Linked DNA regions of Homo sapiens: region 1 is linked to region 2. A link is a loop called in an ENCODE intact Hi-C map of the cell type or tissue named here. Cell type or tissue: dorsolateral prefrontal cortex. All regions are shown on one strand.

Region 1 (5,000 bases), 93 kb after region 2:
TCTTCGAAGAGCTTCTCAGGCTTTAAAATCAATCATCACAATAACTATTTGAGATTGGTATGAGTAGCATCATCATTTTCCAGATGAGGAAATGGTGGCATAGAGAAGTAAAAGGATTTGCCCAAGAACACACACGTAGTCAAGGTCAGAGCTGGGGTTGAAAACTGGGCAGTGTGACTCGAGTGTTTGAGCTCTTAATTTCCACATGCATTAACTCTCTGTCAATTATTCCCTAAGTTTCCTTTAATCCAGTGACATTTATTCATTCATCACATTTTTATTGAGAACATAGTACATACCTAGCACTTGGCTGGATGCTAGGAATGTTGCAGTGAAGAAGATAGGCAAGGCTCTAAACTGACACATGATATTAGAGAAGGTAATGACACCCCACCTGCCCCCTGCATGACCCCAACAATGTCCCTTCTCTATTGGTAAAAGCTGCACCTGCTGCCCAGTAAAAGGCGATACTGAATCAAGAGAAACTCCATCCACTTTCATGACTCAGACTAACTGATAGGACTTTGGTTCCAGTTCCTTCTGTGCTGGGATTGGCTAACATATGTATATAATGACCCATAATTCAGCCACTGTATAAAATGGGATTCATACTGGAATATTTGATCTCTGGAACCAAAACATTTAACTCGACAAGCAAGCATATTAATTGATAACCTGTGGTTTCACTATTGCCCTTGGACAAAAAAAAAAATGGCCTTTCTTGTTTAAACTAAAGATCGTCAGTCTGCACCTCCCTAAGGCAGTCTGGGTCAGAGTCAGCATAAGACTAGATGGTGCACTTTAAAATAAAAACACATGTCTACTTGAATTTGTATTTTGATACATTATTATGATAAATACTTAGCGTTGTTGAGTAGTTTCATAACATTAAAGCTGAGCTGATTAAAACATTTAGAGAACAAGGTAAATGGGTGTTCAAACTGTTCTTGCTTTCAGGTTCAATGATGAATAACTGAAAATTCAATTTTTAAGGATAACAATAGGAGGAAAGAAAACACTACCTTTTGAAAAACGGATTTCAGCTGGACCATTCTATAGTGGAATGAATACCGGCTATTATCTAAAAAAAAATGTATTTTACTTATCTCAGAGTCAGATTCTATATTGCACCTCTCTGTACTTTGACTCATCTTAATCCGCATCCTGCCTGTTTTATTCTGGTTTTAATATCAATTTTGTTTTATTGGCTTTGGTATTAAGAATCACAAATGCTAGAAATCAGTATCATATTTTGGATTAGCCAAAGTGAGGTATCTTTGAATTCAAATGCACAGATTTTGACATGGAGCTCAGGACACGGGCCCTAGGAAATTTTGTATTATCCATTCAACACACATTTATGACAGGCCAGGCCTTGTGCTGTGGGTTGGGATACAAAGTTCAATAATATGTATTCCGTGGCTCAACAAGCTTGCAGTCTAATGGGGAAGTAAGACACAATGAGATGACTGTAAGATGGGGTGAATCCTGAGAGATATCTGGAGCTGGGTTAATTCCAGCAGGAGTGTTCATCTGTGGCTGAGGTCCCCAGATGAGGACCATCACAAAACCATCCAGATGGGAGCCATAGGTTAAAGTAGTGGTAGTTAAGGGGACCAGCTTGTGCGTAAGCCAGATCAGTACGAAGGCTCTGTTCTAGGAAGTAGAAGCTATGAGGCCTTAGGCAAGTAATTAGATTTCCAAGCATCTATTTCTGGAACTACTGAAGACTTTTATGCAGAGGAAGGATATACTCATATATCTGCTTTAGGGAGATTTCTTGAGCATCTGTGTGGAGAGTAGAGGGTTGGAGGAGGCAACCCTGGAGGCAGGAGCAAAGAGGAGAGACCTGAGCTCTGTTGAGGAAATCAATGCCTCCAAATGCAGGCTCTTTTATATGCATTGCCCAGCATCTGGCAATGCTGGTGCTGACAATGATTCACCATATACAGTACTTACTTCAGGTTTGGCAAGTATCCAGGGACAAGCGAGGAAATCTATTCCTCCTCTCTGCTCAGCACACAGGGCCCATTCAGTATCATTCCTTTAGACTACGGCTGGGCTTCTTGCCCTCCAATCCCCGGGCTCCACCAGCCCTCGGGAAATGACAGGCCCTGGGAATCAGAGAGACAGTGCCCTTCCTCATCACGCTCAGCTGCCCTACTGTCTAGGAGATCATGAATTGTCCTGGAGGCAGCGCTGCTTTTAGTGCCTTTGCTAGGAGGGTCTCCTGGATGTAAACTCTGTCTGGCCCTAGCCCCCCAACAGGATGTGGGCAGCCTGCATCTCCGCTGGACTGGAGCCAAAATGCCAAAGCACAGCACCTTCGAGTTCCATGCCTCCAGAAGGGCTTGTCCCTGCGCACTGGGATGGTGCTTGTTTGCAAGGTAGATTTTAAAGCAGTTTGCATTTTTTTCCATAGCACTTTTACTGCTCTGTCTTTGGAGTTGCTCTTCAATAACAGTAACAACAAAAATAAGGCCTACGCCTTTTTGTCTATTGAGGCCATTGAGGAATGCTTCCATAAAGAAACCTGTTTAACTTTTCTTAAACCAGATTCTTCAATGTATTCGGCATTGAACTCTTTTCCCATACCTCTGATAATAGCTCTATTGAAATGACTTGAATAAATGCTATAGTAATTAATCTAGGAGGGGTAGGAGGGATCCAGAAAGTGTAGTGTGATGGAGAAGGCCTGGTTTGGGGTCAGCTTTGTACATTACTAACCATGTGAATGGACAAGTTAGTTAACTGTCTAAGCCTCTGTTTTCTTTCTTTAAAATGGAGATAACACTCAGCCAGACACAGTGGCTTACGCCTGTAATCCCAGCACTTTGGGAGGCCAAGGCGGGCGAATCACCTGAGGTCAGGAGTTCGAGACCAGCCTGGCTAACATGGTGAAACCCCGTTTCTACTAAAAGCACACAAAATTAGGCAGGCGTGGTGGTGTGCACCTGTAATCCCAGCTCCTCAGGAGGCTGAGGCAGGAGAATCGCTTGAACCCGGGAGGCAGAGGTTGCAGTGAGCCGAGATCGCACCATTGCACTCCAGCTTGGGCAACAAGCGTGAAACTCCATCTCAAAAGAAAACAAACAAATGAACAAAAAACACTGAGATAACACTCAATTTGAGGATTGTCGTGAGATTTATCTGAGATGCACTACATAGATCTTCTGGTATATAACAAATAATTGGTAGTTATTATTCTGCAGTATGGGCAAGCATGAATCTGGGCTCCTGGGAGTTACTTCTTCTAGTACAATTGTATTCACTCATTAAGGTTTCAGCTGCAAAACCTGCAATTGACCCAAATATGATCTATTTGCAACAGAACAACAGTAGGTTTATTTCAGGAGTTAGGGTAGAGGCAGAATATGGAATGGGGCTAAGTGGAAACTTGAATGTGTGCTTTCTAGTAATGAACAAGGCAGGCATACCTTCTAGAAAAGATCCCTAGTCTTCAAGTCTGTGATATTAATAGTTAACAGATTTCGTCTGTTCATTGTTATTTCTGTTTTACTACTTACATAGGAAAATAAGGCACTGGATATAAGCTATGAAGACATTTTGAATAATAAGGAAAGCAGTGTGATTTGGGGGGTCCTTTACATGCCTAAAACTTTTACCCACCTGCTGGCTGTTGCTAGAAATCACATATCGCAAAGCTCGTCTTTCCATAGTTAGCTATAAAACTGCTGCATAGATGACGGAGGGATGAATGGATGCACGGATGGATGGATGGCTAGATTCTGCACAAACTTCCAGTGCTGTTACCTTGATAAATTGTCCCTTCACAGACAATATTCCTTTTCTTGTGTGAAGATATCTATTTTGTAGCCTCCAACTCGTCTCTTTTCCCGGCTACAGGTCCCCAGTTTCTGCTGCTGTTGCCCACATGTCAGTCTCAGTCTCCCAATCCTCTGACACTCTGACTGCCTCACCGTTTTAAGCAGGTTCCTTATCCACAAACATCTCTGCTAGGGGAAGTCTAATTCACAGCTCATACTTTTCATCAGAGCTGTCAAATACATGCCATAGACACTGGACTCTCAGAAACTCCTGTTCCACTGGCGCTTGCCATTCTTTTGGAGTTCAGAGGTCAAAGGACAGGAAAGCTCCTAGTTCTGTGAGTGGGAGGGGAGTAACAGTGGGAACAAACGTCAGCAGATGACACTCCCTGACATCGCTTCCCCTTTCTCAGAAGTGGTGTTTTGTTGGTTGCTTTCCCACAGCTGAACTTGTCATAATGGAGCTCTGTTCTCCCACGGCTTGTTAATTGCAGCATCGCTGGGTTAAAGAAAAAAAAAAGAAAGCCTTCAAGAATGTAGGGAATCTTGTCTTAATTCATTCTGATACCTAGTCCCCTACTGCAGTGTCACTTTTCAATCTTATTTTTGATATACCAAAAATTATCAATTCAAAGTCATACTGACATACTCAGATTTCCAATATTTAAATAAACCTTTATGCTAATTAAGTGTAAATTACATTAGCTATATCGGGTTACAGCACTGCGTATCATCCAACAGTTACATAATCTTTTGAATTCTGTCAAAACAGCGTTAGCTTTTTTTTTTTTTCAGGGGAATCTCTGTTAATATCTTGTGAATATCTAGGCCCCTCAGTGAAATTTTTTGACAACTAATTTTCTAGAGAAGCAAATACCAGTTATACTTGGAGTTGGCTTTGATCCTTCGATCTGGTGATGATGTGGGTGTGACAGTAGGGGAGGAAAAAGGCTGAGTATAGTTCACTTGGTGATTTATATAGCTCCTTTCACAGGATTAGAGTGAGAACCCTAAATAAAACAGTATTGTTTGAAGCCATAATAATTAGGAGGTTTCTTTTTAGCTGGACTAAATTCCAAAGCTATCCCAGGGGCTTGGAAGTCAGAGAGTCCATTTCATTCTGTGCTTAAGAAGCATTCCTGTGAAGGAGTCCTGCTGATTCTGGGGATTAAGGAAGAACTTCCTGGTGGTAATTAATTAATTGCATGTAAC
Region 2 (5,000 bases):
TGTAATTGAAAGGAGCTTACGTCTAAGTTGTTGGTATTCCTGGGAACGCTCGGCACTCCCTTTCGGCGTTTCAAGACAAAGACGAATAAACCAGCCCCAAAACAGACAGATAAGATGAAAACAACAAGCAATCCCAGAATTAAGACAGACAGTGGAACTTCAGTGTGTAGTTCAGGATAGGAACTAGGAGACACACTAAGCGACCGAGGTGTGTCTGTATTGTGATTCATTGACAAGACGGTTCCATCTGACAAGTTTGGGCTGTCTGGACAGATAGCCTCCCTCCCCAGAAATTTTAGTATCTCCCCTGCATGCTTAGCAGGAGATTCGCAAGTCACCTCATTAATGATGACAGGGGAATTGGCATGTTCTGTCCAGTCTTTCAGCCCCATGATGTCACAGGTACAGTCCCAGGGGTTCTCCTGCAGATCTATCTGGATGAAAGCCGGGAGCTGATCCAGAACCCCTTTCACGGGCAGGTGAGAAAAATGGTTGTTTCTCAGATTCAGCCTGGTTAGGGCCGTCCCCCCAAATATATTATCAGGTAAGGACCGAAGAAGGTTGTTGTTCAGAAACAGTAGCTGTAGGTTAATCAAAGCATCAAAGGTCAGAGGCTTAATTTCCTTAATGACATTATACTCTAAATAGAGATATTGCAAGCTCTGCAGTCCATCAAACATAGAAGGGTACAGCACTTCAAGGTAATTGCCATTCAGATAAAGTCTGCGTAAACTGGTCAGGTTTGTAAAGGCACCTTCCTGAATGACTGCAATCCTGTTGTTTCCTAAGTGCAGTAAGTCCAAAGAACTGTATTCTAAGAGGTCATTCTTATAGACAGTTTGAAGATAGTTCCCTGTTAGGTAGAGTTTCTTTGGACTGGTCGGTTTGGGCTGCAGGTCAGAGATATTAGTGAACTTCCTTTCTTGGCAGTTTACATTCAGACCATTGTCTGAGCTCTGAGAGGTGCAGACACAGCTGCTGGGACAGGTGAGAGGCACAGGAGACTTGGTCTGGTACACCATGATGGGTCCAAAACTTTGCCTGTCCTTTGACACAGTCACTCGAGGAGTTGGACGATTTCTCATTTTGGGCGGCCGGCTGGCTTTCGGAGCCCTGGTTGGGTTGAGAGCAGGATTCATTGTAGGTGACAGCCTTTGGACGTGGGTGTCAGCATGGCTGCCCCTCTGACTGGAATCACTGGCACTTTTTCTGGGACAGAGGTCTTGCCTGGTCAGCTGGGTCACGTCTTTCCCATGCAACCTAAAGGGAGTCTCACAGACAATCTCTCCCACAAAAACAGTTATGGTGTCTAGCCAGGCCTTGAGAGGAAGTAAGTCACAAGTGCAATTCCATGGATTTTCCTCCAGCTGAATCTCCATGATCCCTCCAATATGTTCAAGGACGCCAGCAAAAGGCATTACTTTTAGCCTATTCCCCCTGAGGTCTAAGTGGGTCAGCAGGACAAAGCGGAACACATTGCTGGGCAGTGAAAGCAGAAGGTTGTCATTCAGGATGAGCACTTTGAGCTTGTTAAGTTTGCTGAATGCCCCAGCCTCGATGGCACTGATGTAATTGTAGTCGGCCTGGAGATACTCCAGGCTCTCCAGGCCTAGGAAGGTGTCCTCCCTCAATATCTCAAGCTTGTTGTTGTTGAGATGCAGTCTTTTGAGAGTTTTCAGGCCACTGAATGCCCCCGTTCGGATCTCCTGTAACCCGTTGTTACCTAGGTGAAGAGTCACCGCGTTGGAGTAATTGACAAATTCGTTTGGATACAGTCTTGTCAAGAGGTTTCCATTGAGAAAAAGCTGATAGATTCGATACTGGGGGGGCTGGAGCAGGCTAACTGTTGTAAATCCTTTGTTCTCACAGTTGATATTCAGTACGTTTTCCTTTTCTTCGCACAGACAGCGGATCTTGCAAATGTCTTTGGCAGTTTTGCGACTCTCTGTCTGTAAGATCCCGGCCACGGTTAACACACTGAGGAACCAAACGCCGCTCAGCATCTTTAGGCACCTTCGGTGTCAACTCAGGTACCTACAGGCAAACCTTAGGTGGGGGCAGGGGGAAGAAGCGGGTGCAGGGAAGAAAGAAACAAGGAAGCCCGATTAAAAATGGTAAAGCAAGGAGGCGGAGTGGGAGCGAGGGAGAATGAGGGGGTTAGCAACACGGCAGAATGAAATCATTGCATTTTCCAAAGCGGTTTCTTTTCTCCGCTCCCTATTCCCCCATCCCGAGGCCACCCACACACGCGCCCCGGGAACACACATGCTTGCACCTGATTTCCCGGGGGGTCGCAGCCAGCCGCCAAGTCATTAGTAACCGAGTTGTCCTACTAAATCCTGCCCATCTCCTCCTCCCCTGGGGTATCTCGAAGAGATCTCGGGCAGCTCGCCCGTCTTGAGCTCCCAGCAGAAATCGCAATCGCTTTAGGAAAAAAAAAAAAAGCGCAAAAAGGGGGTGGGAAAATCAGGAATCAGGGGGCTGGCGGCAGGTGTAGAGGAGAGATAGAGATGGGAAAGACAGTGCGAGGTGGGGGTTACTCACACATCAGGAGAAGACTGAATCCCTCTCCTCTGCAGTCCACCAGGAGTTTAGCATCTTCAGGAAGTGGGAGAACAAGGTAAAATAAGACGCTGCTTCCAGGGGGGATGCCCTGCTTTTTGTTGGTTGATTTAATTTGACTGGGGGTGCGCAGAAATTAAAAATCCGACAGGAGGCAGGAGCGGAAGAGAAGAGTTGGAGCTGAGGGAAGCCGAGCTGCCAGGGAGGGACTGGGGTGCGATTCTGTAGGGAGGTCGGAGAGCCGGCTGGCCCGGTCGGCGGGCGAAGGCGACGACGGAGCCTGGGCGCGCGTTTCCAATTCGGTGGCGGTGGCAGCAGTGCGTCTAGCAGTTTGAATCTGAGAGGCTTTGCAGGCTCCCCGGGACAGGACTAGGGTGACGTCACGGGGGAGGGGGCAGGCAGAGGATCCAGGGCGCGCGGTGGGGGAGGGTTGGGCAGATGCTTCCCTTCCTTGCAAGTGGCTTTGCAAAGCTCAATTCCCGGCTGCGTCAGTTGATTCTGAACTACTCCACCTCCAACCTGGCTGGCGGCAGGAGAAGCTCCTGCAGAGGGGTTTCTCAAGGAGGGGCCCTGCTAATGGCCTGGCACCTCCTTGGGCCCCTCTGTGTGTTCTCTCTCACTCCTCCCTCTTTCTCTCACCTACACAATGCCTATGGAGGGCAGGGGTGGGGGTGGGGGGTTCTTCTCCCAGATTCCCAAGCAAGGGAGAAGCGTGTGTGTGTGTGTGTGTGTGTGTGTGTGAGTGAGAGAGAGAGAGAGAGAGAGTGTGTGTGTGTGTGTGTGTGTGTGTGTGTGGTGTGCCTCTTTGCTACAGGACTGGTGCCCCACTTGCCAGCTCCTAGCTCAGATGCTCTCTGTGCAGAGAGTGGGGTGTGTGTGCATGCACCAATGTGTCTGTGTAGGAGGGTGAGGAGTTCTCTTAGGGGATTTATACTTTACATACAGAGCCCTGATTCAGTGCTAAGAGAATTCCTTTCTGGGTGGTGACCCACCAAACATATTTGCCTGGACTCTGAAAGTCAGCTCAATGTTAGCTTATAGACTGAGAAAAACAAAAACAAACCCCTTTTCTCCCTGAGGTTTATACTTAGCCAGATAATGAGGTTTAAACGTGCACTTCTTGCCTGGAGGAAGGAGAAAAGAAGTGGGTGTCAGAAAAGCACTGCCAGGCTGAGCCTCAGCTGGGAGTGGGAGCCAAAGGAAGGGTGGTTGAGCCCTCCAGGCTGCAGGGGCAGGGGAGCTAGGAGAAAAGAGGAAGCTGGTGCAGGAAGACTGGCTCCTGAGAAAGAGAGGAGATGGAAAAGGAATCCTGGCCTGAGACCGAGCTTACCTGGGTTCTGATCTGGCTCTGTTGCTAGATGTGCCACTAGCTTCTGGATCTTCCTGTGTCCATCTGCAAAAGGCAGGTAGGTAGACTGTATGGGCCCTCCCAGCTCTGATATCCAATGCGGGTTTAAATAGCCTTTCCAGAGCATTGCTAATGGCCAGGTGTTGGATTTTTGCCTTCATTATCTGTTTTCTCCTTAATTATCTTACAGCTCCTTGGACCCAAGAGTCTTCCATTGTGGAATCAATTCGCAAGGGGTAAATAATGTCTGCTGTTGCCTGGAAAGGCCTTGGTTGCCTCTGGTAGGAAGGGGGAGATGGGTCAGGAAAAGGAGGGAATCAACCAGGGAAAAGGAGTTGACCAAATGATGTGCCTGTCCCACAAAACACTTCAGCTTGCTTTCCCGGAGTCCCACTGCCTGGCCAAATGTGGAATAGATAAACACACAGATACAACAAACCACTTGAGAACAGAATGACCCTTGCTTCTCCCCTTCTCCTTCCTTGTTAAGCCTAGGTTCTAGGATTGTTCCCTTTATACAAGCTCCTTTCTCTCCGGGAAGGGCGGGGGTAGTTTATAAACTTAGGCACTAGGGCCACCTGTAGCTGGTGATCTGTGCATTATTTTCTTGAGCTTTCTCCCTTTCTCCTTCTTCTTCTTCTAAGAGCCTTGGACCAGGCATCAGAAGCCCCCTTACCCTCTAATTCTTGCTTGGCGTTTAGCAAAATACTTTCCTTCTGGAGACTCAAATTTTCCTTCTCCATAGAGAAGGGCAAACTTGAGATGAGCTCTGAGGCAGAGGGACAGCCCTGTGGATGGCCTCCCACCCTGTATTGCAATTGCATCATTAGATGGAAGCAGTCTGATGCAGTGGGAGCACAATTAAGCTCCCTTTCCTAGCAAAGGAGGCATTTGTTTCTATGTATTTCCAAAGGTTAAAAGCACATAGTTCCTAGAGCAATAAGATTTATTCATTCAGTCATTCATTCAACAAACATGTATTATGTCAATATTTAACTGAAGTAAAGACGTGAGAGCCGAACAAGACCTTAGAAGTCAGGTTCATTTTACAGATGAGGTCATTTCTTAACCAGGGAAAGTGCTGACTTAC

Evidence for each region. Peaks named below come from ENCODE experiments on the same cell type or tissue, not always from the same donor. Only the 100,000 strongest peaks of a DNase experiment are listed, where the experiment ranks them.
Region 1: a loop joins it to region 2, with 5 times the contacts of the local background. A loop is called at or near these places in 4 of 110 quality-filtered maps.

What each region holds. Positions count from the first base shown.
Region 1 is chrX:145,726,881-145,731,880 of GRCh38, reverse strand. No RefSeq gene overlaps it. Among named protein-coding and RNA genes, the nearest start is that of SLITRK2, 88 kb to the left of the region's middle. In dorsolateral prefrontal cortex, no CTCF peak of the experiment used is centred here; DNase peaks (open chromatin) are centred at 2,080 and 4,174; H3K27ac peaks cover 3,641 bases; H3K27me3 peaks cover 2,920 bases.
Region 2 is chrX:145,819,429-145,824,428 of GRCh38, reverse strand. It overlaps SLITRK2 (SLIT and NTRK like family member 2), which reads right to left. Exons shown (of 5, transcript NM_032539.5): 2 at 3,893-3,955; 3 at 2,545-3,081; 4 at 2,276-2,424; 5 at 1-2,046. The coding sequence starts at 2,003. Among named protein-coding and RNA genes, the nearest start is that of SLITRK2, 4.1 kb to the right of the region's middle. In dorsolateral prefrontal cortex, no CTCF peak of the experiment used is centred here; DNase peaks (open chromatin) are centred at 2,938 and 3,401; H3K4me3 peaks cover 4,842 bases; H3K27ac peaks cover 4,735 bases; H3K27me3 peaks cover 4,746 bases.